2 separate regions of the Homo sapiens genome follow, and region 2 is linked to region 1. A link is a contact called in ENCODE Hi-C or POLR2A ChIA-PET data. All regions are on one chromosome and are shown on one strand. Each heading gives the region's core, a stretch centred on a gene start or an enhancer-like site at or near the end of the contact. The rest is flanking DNA. Distances are from core to core; before and after follow the strand shown. Region 1 overlaps LINC01996 (long intergenic non-protein coding RNA 1996). Region 2 overlaps ARRB2 (arrestin beta 2).

Region 1 (5,487 bases), core at 1,548-4,047:
AGTAGCTGGGACCACAGGCCCACGCCACCACGCCCGGCTAATTTTTGTGTTTTCAGTAGAGATGGTGTTTCACCCTGCTGGCCAGGCTGGTCTCCAACTCCTGACCTCAGGTGATCCTCCCCTCTCAGCTTCCCAAAGTGCTGGGATTACAGGCATGAGCCACTGTCCCTGGCCTCCATTTGACTTTTTAATTTGTGTACATGTATTACTTGGTAAAATAACTGTTTTAAAAGGATGTAAATTTCATTTCTATAAAATTGATGTTAAAAATGATAGAATAGTGCTCACTTCAGCAGCACATATGCTAGAATTGGAATGATGCCGAGATTAGCACAGCCCCTGAGCAAAGGTGATACGTGAATTCATGAAGTGTTCCATATATCTTTTATGTAAAAAAAAAAAGTTTTTTTTAACTCAAAATTTTTAAAAATGAGAGAAAAAAAATGCCCCCAGTCTGGGCAACATAGTGAGATCCCATCTCTAAAAAATAAAAATTAGGCCGGGCGCCGGGGCTCACGCCTGTAATCCCGGCACTTTGGGAGGCCGAGGCGGGTGGATCACGAGGTCAGGAGATCGAGACCATCCTGGCCAACACAGTGGAACCCCATCTCTAGTGAAAAAAAATACAAAAAATTAGCCGGGTGTGGTGGGGGGGTGCCTGTAGTCCCAGCTACTCAGGAGGCTGAGGCAGGAGAATGGCGTGAACCCGGGAGGCATAGCTTGCAGTGAGACTGTGCCACTGCACTCCAGCCTGGGTGACAGAGCGAGACTCTGTCTCAAAATAAATAAATAAATAAATAAAAATAAATAATTTGCTGGGCATGGTGGTGAGCATCTGTAATCCCAGCTACTCTGGAGGCTACAGTGAGAGGATTGCTTGAGACCAGGAGTTCGAGGCTGCAGTGAGCTGTGATTGAACCACTGCTCTCCAGTCTGGGCTACAGAACTAGACCTTGTCTGTTAAAAAATAAAAATTAAGGCCAGGCGTGGTGGCTCACGCCTGTAATCCCAGCACTTTGGGAGGCCGAGGCAGGTGGATTATCTGAGGTCAGGAGCTGAAGACCAGCCTATCCAACATGGTGACACCCCATCTCTACTAAAAATACAAAAAAATTAGCCGGGTTTGGTCGTGGGTGCCTGTAATCCCAGCTACTTGGGAGACCGAGGCAGGAGAATCACTTGAACCCGGGAGGCGGAGGTTGCAGTGAGCCTAGGTTGTGCCATTGCACTCCAGCCTGGGTGACATGAGCAAAACTCCATCTCAAAAAAAAAAAAAAAACCCACAAAAATTTAAAAAGTTAAAAAATAAAAAATAGCCCCATCCCTATAGCAAACGCAATTTTTGTGTGTCTGTGTGTGTGACGGAGTTTTGCTCTTGTCACCCAGGCTGTAGTGCAATGGCGCGATCTCACCTCACTGCAACCTCTGCCTTCTGGGTTCAAGAGATTCTCCTGCCTCAGCCTCCTGAGTAGCTGGGATTATAGGCATGTGCCACCACGCCCGGCTAATTTTTTTGCATTTTTAGTCAAGACGGGGTTTCACCATGTTGGCCAGGCTGGTCTCAAACTCCTGACCTCAGGTGAGCCACCGCCTCGGCCTCCCAAAGTGCTGGGATTACAGGCGTGAGCCAACGCGCCCGGCCTGGCAAGTACAATTTTAGGAAATACTCCAGCCCAGTCCCCTTTCCCCTCTGTGCCTTCTCCTTGGTGTCTCTGGCTCCAAAGAGTGCTCGGATTCACACGATCAGTTCACCTTGTGGATCTCCCACCAAGGACCACTGCAGCTCCCCGAGTCTCAGGTGCTCAGTAACCCCCTCCCCGATCCTCCCGGTCTCATGCCCATTGCAAAGGAGCAAACTGGCTCTGTGAGTTCCCGTGTTCATCAAAAGTGGAGTGCAGACTACAAGCCAGACCTCCTGGCTTAGGTTTAATGGTGTCTCCAGGATAAAAATGGTGGTTGCTGTCACTGTAGATGATCCGGCAGGTGGCATGGGGGACAGATGAGGGGGGCAACGTTCCTGGAAGGGAAGTCCATCCCTCTAAATTAAGTGTGTTAATTTTCCCGAATAAAGATACGCCTATCATGAAATCCATTGCCTGGAAAAGATACTTGATACAGCAACTGTGATGGCCCCTGGCTGAAAATACTCCATTTCCCCTTAGTCACCCTTCTCAGGTCAGGGTAAGCCTGCTGGCTAAAGCAACAGAAAGAAGCAAACAGATCTGTGGAATGAAATTCCTTGGCTAACAGGAAAACTGCAGTGAGGGGAGTAGGGGGCAGGGGACAAGGTTCTGAGCAGAACTTCGGGTTTTTCTCTTGCCCTTGGTGTGGTGGGGGTGGGGGACATGAATCTGGGATGTGGAGAATCAGTCCGGAGTAGGGGGTGGGCCTGATAGAGCAGATGAGAAACTCAGCCCGGGAGGCAACGTTATTGTCATCATTGTTAACCCTCTGCAGACCAGAAACCACCAGGACAGCCAACTAACGCTGATTATTATTATATTCATAATAACGCTTGTGTTTTGTCAAAGCCCTTATTCGAGTGCTGTAAGTGGCCTGGAAGGTGATGTTCCCCAAATTTGCCAACATGCAATGCAATGGTAACCATGATGGTTGGAGTGGTTTTCACAGGTGGGCAAAACAACTCTGCCATGGTCAGGTGAACAGAACCCCTGAGACCTGGGATGGCAGAGGGGACAGACATGAACAGAATCCGTCTCTGCCCTGAGGCTGCTCACGTCGAACCCACAGCCCAGAGTGGCCGAGGTGCCTGTATTTTCCTCAGCAGCAGGAGCCGTGGTTTGCGCTGTGGCTCTGCCACGTGCCGCGTGGTTAATCCAGTTTGCTTCACTGCACCAGGGTGGAATCTGAGTGTCTTAATAACTGAAAGGTGCTGCCCTGTTGAACATTCTGTGGGTTCCAAAGCGAGTGGAGCGGGAGGCATGGTTGGCTTCTTCCTCGCTGGCCTCGTTTTTTGACAAACAACGGCAGGTTCCCCGCGGGGTCTCTGGCCCAGCTTCTCAGCACGTCTCTGTTCTAACTGAATTTGATTTTCTTTTTTTTTTTCAGTCTCGTGCTAGTGACGGAGGGGAATGAGACTGTGATCTCCCTCATGACACTAATTAATATCCTTCATCCAAGGTGGTGACACTGTACTTTGGGGCTGAAGTCTGAAACTTAACCAATGGCAGTTCTGGTCCAGCCTGGAGATGCTAAGTGACAGCTTGTTACCTTCAGCTTCATTTATTAACATCAGCTGAATAAACAAATCCCGGTAGGAGCAGAGCCCCGCTGCCCAGGAACCCCTCCCACTGGTTCTCAAAACTCTCTGGTGATTGGAATTGAAGCCATCTTGAGTAAGAAGGTCCCACTGGAAAGAAATTCAATGGCACCTGATTAATTCTGAAAGTAAGCACTTAACCTTGAGGAGCTTGGGCTGAACCACTCATTCTTTCATTCCATTCCTCCTGTATTTACTTGGCACCAAACAACCTGTCGACTCCACAGTACAAGCCATCCATTAAGAAATACTGATGGAGGCCAGGTGCGGCGGTTCACGCCTATAATCCTAGCACTTTGGGAGGCCAAGGCGGGCGGATCACGAGGTCAGGAGATTGAGAGCATCCTGGCTAACAGGTGAAACCCTGTCTCTACTAAAAATACAAAAAAGTTAGCTGGGCGTGGTGGCGGGCACCTGTAGTCCCAGCTACTTGGGAGGCTGAGGCAGGAGAATGGTGTGAACCCGGGAGGCGGAGCTTGCCGATCTCAGTGAGCTGAGATCGCACCACTGCACTCCAGCCTGGTCGACAGAGTGAGACTCCGTCTCAAAAAAAAAAAAAAAAAAAAAAAGTACTGCTGGAGCACCTGCTAGATCCAGTAGGGAAGCAGGCGCATGCTCTGCCCTCAGGGAGCTTATAGTCTAGTGATAAAACAGGAGCTGTGAGTGACAGGATGAAGTTCACGGTGCCCCGGGAACAGAGATGATGGTGGGATGTTGATGAAGCCTCACCAAGGAAATGGTGTTTAGACAATGAGACAATGTAGCTGACCTAAGAAACCAGGTCTGCTCATTTCTGCTGCCAGCGTAATTTCACAAAGCCCCTCGTTCTGTTACCACATACAGCTCTTCGAAAAGAAGCTGTGAAGGCAAAAGAGGACAGAGCACACGGCCAGGGGAGGTGGTCCCCAGTGCTCCGCTAAGAAACTGCTTATCCCAAGGACAACAGGAATCCAGTCACTGGAGGTGGTGACATGATCAGATGTGCATTTTAAGATCATTCTAGTTCCAATATGGACAATGGATTAGAGAAGGACAAGAGTGAGGCCTGGAAACCAGTTTTAGGAGGTAGTTGTTCTAATCCAAGTGAGAAGTGACATGAGCTAGGTCAGGTTACAGGCAGAGTGGGTGGAGAGAGCTGGGATAGAGAGATACAGAAATCTTTTATTTATTTATTTTTTTGAGACAGGGTCTCACTTTGTTACCCAGGCTGGAGTGCAATGGGCAATTACAGCTCACTGCAGCCTTGCCCTCCCGGGCTGAAGCAATCCTTCTGCCTCAGCCTCCAGAGTAGCTAGGACTACAGGTGCATACCACTATGCTTGGCTAATTTTTAAACTTTTTATAGAGATGGGGGGGGTCTCACTATGTTGCCCAGGCTGGTCTTGAACTCCTGGACTCAAGCAATCCTCCCAGCTTGGCCTCCCAAATTGCTGAGATTACAGATGTGAGTCACTGTGCCCAGCCCAGAAATCTTTCTAATATAGAAAAAGTTATTGGCTGGGTGTGGTGGCTCACGCCTACAATCCCAACACTTTGGGAGGCTGAGGCAGGCGGATCACTTGAGGTCAGGAGTTTGAGACCAGCTTGGCCAACATGGTGAAACCCCGTCTCTACAGAAAATACAAAAATTAGCTGGGCGTGGTGGTGCACACCTGTAATCCCAGCTACTTGGGAGGCCGAGGCAGGAGAACCGCTTGAAACCAGGAGGAAGAGGCTGAGAGCCGAGATCATGCCACTGCACTCCAGCCTGGGCAATGGGAGTGAGACTCTGACACACACACACATGCGCGCACACACACACACGTTCTTAAAAATCAAGTGAAAAAGCCAGACACAGTGGCTCACGCCTGTAATCCCAGCACTTTGGGAGGCCAAGGCGGGTGGATCACCTGAGGTCGGGAGTTCGAGACCAGCCTGGCCAACATGGAGAAACCCCGTCTCTACCAAAAAAGTACCAAAATTAGCCGGGTGTGGTGGCGCATGCCTGTAATCCCAGCTACTCAGGAGGCTGAGGCAGGAGAATTGCTTGAACCCGGGAGGTGGAGGTTGCGGTGAGCTAAGATCGTGCCATTGCACTCCAGCCTGGGTGACGAGAGCGAAACTTTGTCTTAAAAGAAAAAATCAAGTGAAAAAATAGAAAAATGAATAAAGACAGAAGAGTTCTTAGAACAAGATATACAAGTCTCCTGTAAACATGAAAATATGCT
Region 2 (5,844 bases), core at 1,304-3,803, 100 kb before region 1:
TGGCTATTATAACTGACTACATGAAAATAAATATAAAAAATTTTCCTAGTGTATGAACCTAAAAAGCAAAAAGAATTTTTTTTTTTTTCTGAGATGGAGTTTTGTTCTTGTTGCCCAGGCTGGAGTGCAGTGGCACAATCTCAGCTCACTGCAACCTCCACCTCCAGGGTTCAAGTGATTCTCCTGCCTCAGCCTCCCGAGTAGCTGGGATTACTGGCGCCCGCCACCATGCTCAGCTAATTTTTTGTATTTTTAGTAGAGACGGGGTGTCACTATGTTGGCCAGGCTGTTCTCGAACTCCTGACCTCAGGCGATCCACCCGCCTCGGCTTCCCAAAGTGCTGGGATTACAAATCACAGGTGTGAGCCACTGCGCCCGGCCTTAAGAAAGACAATTTAAAAAAATTTATCTGTTATTGAAAATACAGGAAGCCAAATGTTTGGAAGTAGACAGAGGGGATTGTTGTACAACATTGTGAGTATACTAAATGCCATTGAATTAGACTATTTATTTATTTATTGAGAGAGAGTTTTGCTCTTGTCGCCCAGGCTGGAGTGCAATGGCGAGACCTTGGCTCTATAAAAATACAAAAATTAGCCAGGCATGGTGGCACGTGCCTGTAATCCCAGCTACTCGGGAGGCTGAGGCAGGAGAACGGCTTGAACCCGGGAGGCGGAGGTTGCAGTGAGCTGAGATTGCGCCATTCCACTCCAGCCTGGGTGACAAAGTGAGACTCCATCTCAAAAAAAGATAATAATAAATAAGTTAATTAAATAAATAAAAAGGGCAGTTTCTCAAAGTGTGTACTAATTAAAAATCCGGATTTTTGGATTCTTCTTGGGACCTTGTGACTCAGAATCGGGAAAGGTGGAGCCCAACTCTGGATTTTTACCATGGCACCCCGAGGGTTCTGATTCTCCTGAAAAAAATTTGAGATCGGCCAGGCGCGGTGGCTCACGCCTGTAATCCCAGCACTTTGGGGGGCCAAGGTGGGCGGATCAGGAGGTCAGGAGTTCGAGACCAGCCTGGCCAGTATGGCGAAACCTTGTCTTTACTAAAAATACAAAAATTAGCCAGGCGTGGTGGCGTGTGCCTGTAGTCCCAGTTACTCGGGAAGCTGAGGCAGAAGAATTGCTTGAACCTGGGAGGCAGAGGTTGCAGTGAGCCAAGATAGCACCATTGCATTCCAGCCTGGGTGAGAAAGCAAGACTCCATCTCAAAAAAAAAAAAAAAAAAATTGAGATACCTGGGCTTAGAGGTCAAGGAGCAGGTGCACGGGAGTCGGAGGGATGCTGGAGATGGTATTAGGCGGGATGGTTCTTCCGTTCTTCCGCATGAGAAAGTCCAGGTTCTGCAGGGGAGGCTGCCGCCGTGGCGGGGTAAGCAAGGTCACGGGCCTTTTGGCAGTACTTAAAGCTTGTGGGTAAATGGCGATTTAACTAGAAGTCACGAGTCATAACATAGACTAAAGGCCTGTGCGAGCTGTCCCCATCTGGCTCAGCAGCCAGAAGGAACTACTTTGCCTCTGGCTGTCTCTGTCCCAGTCTCTCTGGCCTCTTTAGGTCCCAGATGTGTTGTTTCCTCCTGCCTTCACACGACACTGCCATTGCCCAGAATGCTCATCCCTGGACGGTCCCCGAACTCCCCTCATCTTTCACTTCTCTGCTTAAAGGTCACTTTCTCAGGGAAATCTTCCCCAAACCCAACCTAGCTCAGAACTCCCTGTCACGCGTTCTCCTGGCTCCAGTACTTCTCCTCTGAAGCAAAGATATTGTAGTTAAATAACTAGGGAGGCCTGGCGCGGTGGCTCACACCTGTAATCCCAGCACTTTGGGAGGCCGAGGCGGGTGGACCACTTGAGGTGAGGAGTTTGAGAACAGCCTGACCAACATGGCGAAACCCCATCTCCACTAAAAATACAAAAATTAGCCGGGAGTTGTGGCGGGCGCCTGTAATCCCAGCTACTCCGGAGGCTGAGGCAGGAGAATCACTTGTACCTGGGAGGCGGAGGTTACAGTGAGCCGAGATGGCACCATTGCACTCCAGCCTGGACGACAGAGCAAGACTCTGTCTCAAAAGAAAAAAAAAAAAAAGGGAATGAATTAATGTGTTTTTGTTGTTGTTGTTGTTGTTGTACTGCTATACTATGCCTGGTACTTTGTAGGGACTCAAATCCAGATTGTTTGTGGAATGCATGAAGGAGCTTTAGGAGAAAGATTGGGCTTCAGGAGTGGAAGCAGATGATGGAGGTGAGAAATGTTCGTGGAGTGATGCTACCTCCCTCCAGCCCAGCCTGGGGCTTCGGTCAAGCCTCAGGGAGTCCCTGATGAATATCCCATGAACAGCACTAAGATGTGGTCCCTAGGACAGGGGCCCACGGCAGCATGACGTTCTTGCTGCCCAAGCCTCAGCTTCTGTGTTAGAATGTAGGTACCAGACTCCAGAGACGTCACGTGGCTTGTCTGGTGAGGCCTGCGGTTGTGGCACCGCTGAGCCACAGGAGCAGATGGCTCGAGCAGCCATAAGGAGCAGTGGAAATGAACGCGACTCGGTCACAACAGGTCACAGGTGGTCATGTGCGTCGGCCGCAACAGGGAAGGGCCTGCCCTGGCTAGCTCCCGTGAGCATCTGTGTGCAGGCGAGTTAGTTTAGTTACTGTGACCTCTAGAAATGACTAAGTTCACTTTGTGGCCTTATCAAGCCTCACCCTTGAGTTTGGACTAAGTCAAGTTTTGATGTTTACCCTGGAACACAGCCACAGCACAGTCATCCAATAAACATTTGCTGATAGCCTCCGTGTCAGGTGGCTTTTGGGTGCAGAAGAGAGACTGGGTCCTCCCCCACAAGCTAACAGAATCATGGATAAGCACACCATACACTCTCTAAACACTACAGAGAAAACACACACTCATGCTTAGTAAAAGATTTATTTTCTTCTTTATGCTCAGAAACAAAGAAACGGCCTTGTCCCCAAAGGGTCTCCTCTTGAAGGAATGGGGGCAGAGAGAGTGATAATGGGAGGTGTTGGTGTGAGGTTGAGAGTAGGAGTTTTGTCTCCCCCTTTCCCTCCTGTCACTCCTCTTTTCACTGTCCCCTTCCAGAAAATTTAGGTATGAACACAGCTTGCCACCCACGGCGGGGCTGGAGAAGCAGAGCTGCAGTCAAAAAATTAATGCCCACATTCAGCAAGAGAGGGTCCAGTGTGTATCTTGGGGGGATGGGGGAGAGAGTGTGAAGGGATTGGTTGAAGAAGCTTCCAGGTGAGGGGAAGGGAAGAGGGGCTGGGACAATCCCCCATTGACAGTGGGGATCTTAATCCTGCCCTCACCTCTCCCAACCCCATCCCCTCCCTTCTTCCCACCCCGCTTCCTAGCAGAGTTGATCATCATAGTCGTCATCCTTCATCCCCTTCAGCCGAAGCCGGGCAAAGTCCTCAAACACAATGTCATCATCTGTGGCATAGCTTGGTGGTGGGAAAGAGGGTTGTGAGGTGAGGGCTTCTGACTCTTGTCCCAGCCTCCCACTCCCTGCCCTCCCCGAAGCTAGGCCTCTGGGACAGAGGCGTTCGAACAGCAGTGGGACCAGAGGTATTTACAGGAAGGGACAAAGAAAAGGCAGCAAGAGGCAGCCTCACAAGGCTAAGGCATCTTGATTTGATGCTACAATCCGCTTCTCCCCACCAAAAGCAAGGAAGAGGTATGAGGGCAGATTTGAATGTTATAGGAATCTTTGTCCCAAGAGGGTCAAGTAGGGGAATGAGTTTCTTACTTGGTATCAAATTCAATGAGGTTGGTGTCCACAGGGACATCTGTCTCCGGAGCGGCTGGGGGGACGGGAAGAGGGGGTGTGGGGGTGGGTGCTGGAAGGGCCAGTTTTCCTCCACTGGCCCTGCTTCAGGCCCTCCCTCTGAGGGCTTGGGGTGGGTAGTGTGCTCACCTGACTGGGGTCTGGGGAGGGGGATGTGGTCGTGGGGCTTGGGGTGCATAAGAACAAAAGGCAGCTCCACAGAGACATCCCTGGGGAAGGGGAGAGGCATCGTGAAGAGGACGACGACATGGGACTAGAGAGAGCCAGTGTGACCCCCACCCAGGCTCCCCCATGACACTCACCCGCCTCGAGACACCACCAGCTTCACCTTGACCCTGTAGGACACCAGGATTCCCAGCACCTCCTTGTTGGCACCCTCCTTCACGCTGCAATTGAGGGTGTTGGAGTCAGACCAGGGCCTATCACCCTGTCACCTGGCCCACCGTGGGGTTCCCACGGGGACTCTGGGCAGGACCACAAACTCGCACAGGCCCCCAGGGCCCCAGCAGCCCAGGCCGTGCGGTTATGGTACAGTGCGCACTGCACTCCCTGCTCAGAGCCTCCTTGGCTCCTCTCCAGGAAAAGCTGACGTCCTTCTCCGCTAACAGCCTTGCACCGTCTGGCTCTCCATTAGCCCCTGACCTCACCTCCTCCTCCTCTCCTGGTACTTAGTTCTTCTCCCTAAGTTGCCCTCCGGGCCTGCTGTGTGTGGCTGTGCAGTGAGAACCCTGAACAAAGGCATCCGGAGAGGTGAAATCCAGCCCTTTGTGAAGCTGGGGACCTCCAGGGCTGCTCCTGCCCGAGGGCACGATGGCACCTCCCCATTCCTCCAACACCCCAGGCTGCCCCACCTCTGAGTCTTTGTTTTCTCTCTGCCCAGAACCCTCCTTTCCTGCTCACCCACATTGCTTACTTCCGCTGGGTCCTTACTCCGAATTCACCTTCGCACCTCACTGCCCCCCATCCCTTCCTTCTCTGCCTGGCTTTTTCTCCTTCATACTTGTCACTAAACCTGCTGTACAGTGACCACTGATCAGATTTGGCTATCCTCCCTCCCCTAGAATGTAAGAGTTCTTTTTGTCTCTTCTGTTCACTGATACATCCCTGGCACACTAGGATAGAGCACTGAACCGACGTCTGGCCCCTGGCCTGCAGGGGACCCGCCCCAGCCCCACCCTCACATGGTGCTGGAAGCCAGGTTGGTGTCCTCGTGCTTGAGTTTCCCATCCAGGGCGAGACCCCGCTTCTCCCGGTTGTCGCTGAGCAGTGGGGTTATGGTGTACACCTTACAGAATGTGGAGCTGGGAGATACCTGGTCACTGGGGGTGGGGACAAGAGAACAAGATGCTTAGGGGCGCTGGGCTGGGCAAGGGGCGGCCTATGACCCCCAAGCAGCATCTCCCCCTCACTAGTCCCTTGTTTCTTTGGGCACAGGTCACAAGGGAGTAGGTTTTGGCTCAACGTGCTCAAGAAAATTAACAGCCTGGAGCCTGGCTGTGGAGGGAATACCCTTTTAAGTGAAGATGGTGGCCGGTCGCGGCGGCTCACGCCTGTAATCCCAGCACTTTGAGAGGCCGCGACGGGTGGGTCACTTGAGGTCAGGGGTTCGCAACTAGCTTGGCCAACATGGTGAAACCTCGTCTCTATTAAAAATAAGCCGGGTATGGTGGTGCATGCCTGTAGTCCCAGCTACGTGGGAGGCTGAGGCAGGAGAATCGCTTGAACCCGGGAGGTGGAGGTTGCAGTGAGCAGAGGTTGCCCCATTGCACTCCAGGCTGGGCAACAAGAGCAAAAACTCCATCTCAAAAAAAAAAAAAAAGGTGGAGATGGCTCAGGAAGAATTCTTCCTCCACCTCACATTCTCCTGATCCTGCTCTTCTCCCCTAGATTGGAACATGGGTCTCTCCCGATACTCACTCTTGTTCGAGTTGAGCCACAGGACACTTGTACTGGGCGGTGCTGAAGAGGCAGATGTCGGCGTACTGTCTCACTGTGGGGTGGGACGGGGTCAGGCAGCTCTGGATGGAGCACAAGCCA

Evidence for each region. A loop is a pair of places that touch in the nucleus more often than their neighbours do. ChIA-PET counts read pairs that join two places held with the same protein, here RNA polymerase II (POLR2A). Pooled maps may share reads with other maps.
Region 2: POLR2A ChIA-PET joins it to region 1 with 10 read pairs in A673. The contact joins two enhancer-like sites. A Hi-C loop is called at or near these places in 2 of 50 pooled maps. POLR2A ChIA-PET finds 5 or more read pairs at or near these places in 2 of 52 experiments (A673 and activated naive CD4-positive, alpha-beta T cell).

Annotation. Positions count from the first base shown.
Region 1 is chr17:4,614,646-4,620,132 of GRCh38, reverse strand. LINC01996 (long intergenic non-protein coding RNA 1996) reads right to left here. Exons shown (of 2, transcript NR_145431.1): 2 at 2,486-3,370. LOC105371498 (a long non-coding RNA gene) reads left to right here. Exons shown (of 3, transcript XR_001752766.3): 3 at 3,070-3,132. It also overlaps the pseudogene RNU6-955P. Among named protein-coding and RNA genes, the nearest start is that of LINC01996, 6.9 kb to the right of the region's middle. Within about 2 kb of position 2,797, at least 2 of the 41 ENCODE cell types and tissues checked have a DNase peak (open chromatin) inside an H3K27ac peak, as active enhancers do.
Region 2 is chr17:4,718,565-4,724,408 of GRCh38, reverse strand. It overlaps ARRB2 (arrestin beta 2), which reads right to left. Exons shown (of 15, transcript NM_004313.4): 10 at 5,725-5,797; 11 at 4,989-5,126; 12 at 4,110-4,193; 13 at 3,937-4,016; 14 at 3,769-3,823; 15 at 2,912-3,463. The coding sequence ends at 3,370. Among named protein-coding and RNA genes, the nearest start is that of MED11, 9.9 kb to the left of the region's middle. RefSeq lists an enhancer at 4,958-5,844. Within about 2 kb of position 2,553, at least 13 of the 41 ENCODE cell types and tissues checked have a DNase peak (open chromatin) inside an H3K27ac peak, as active enhancers do.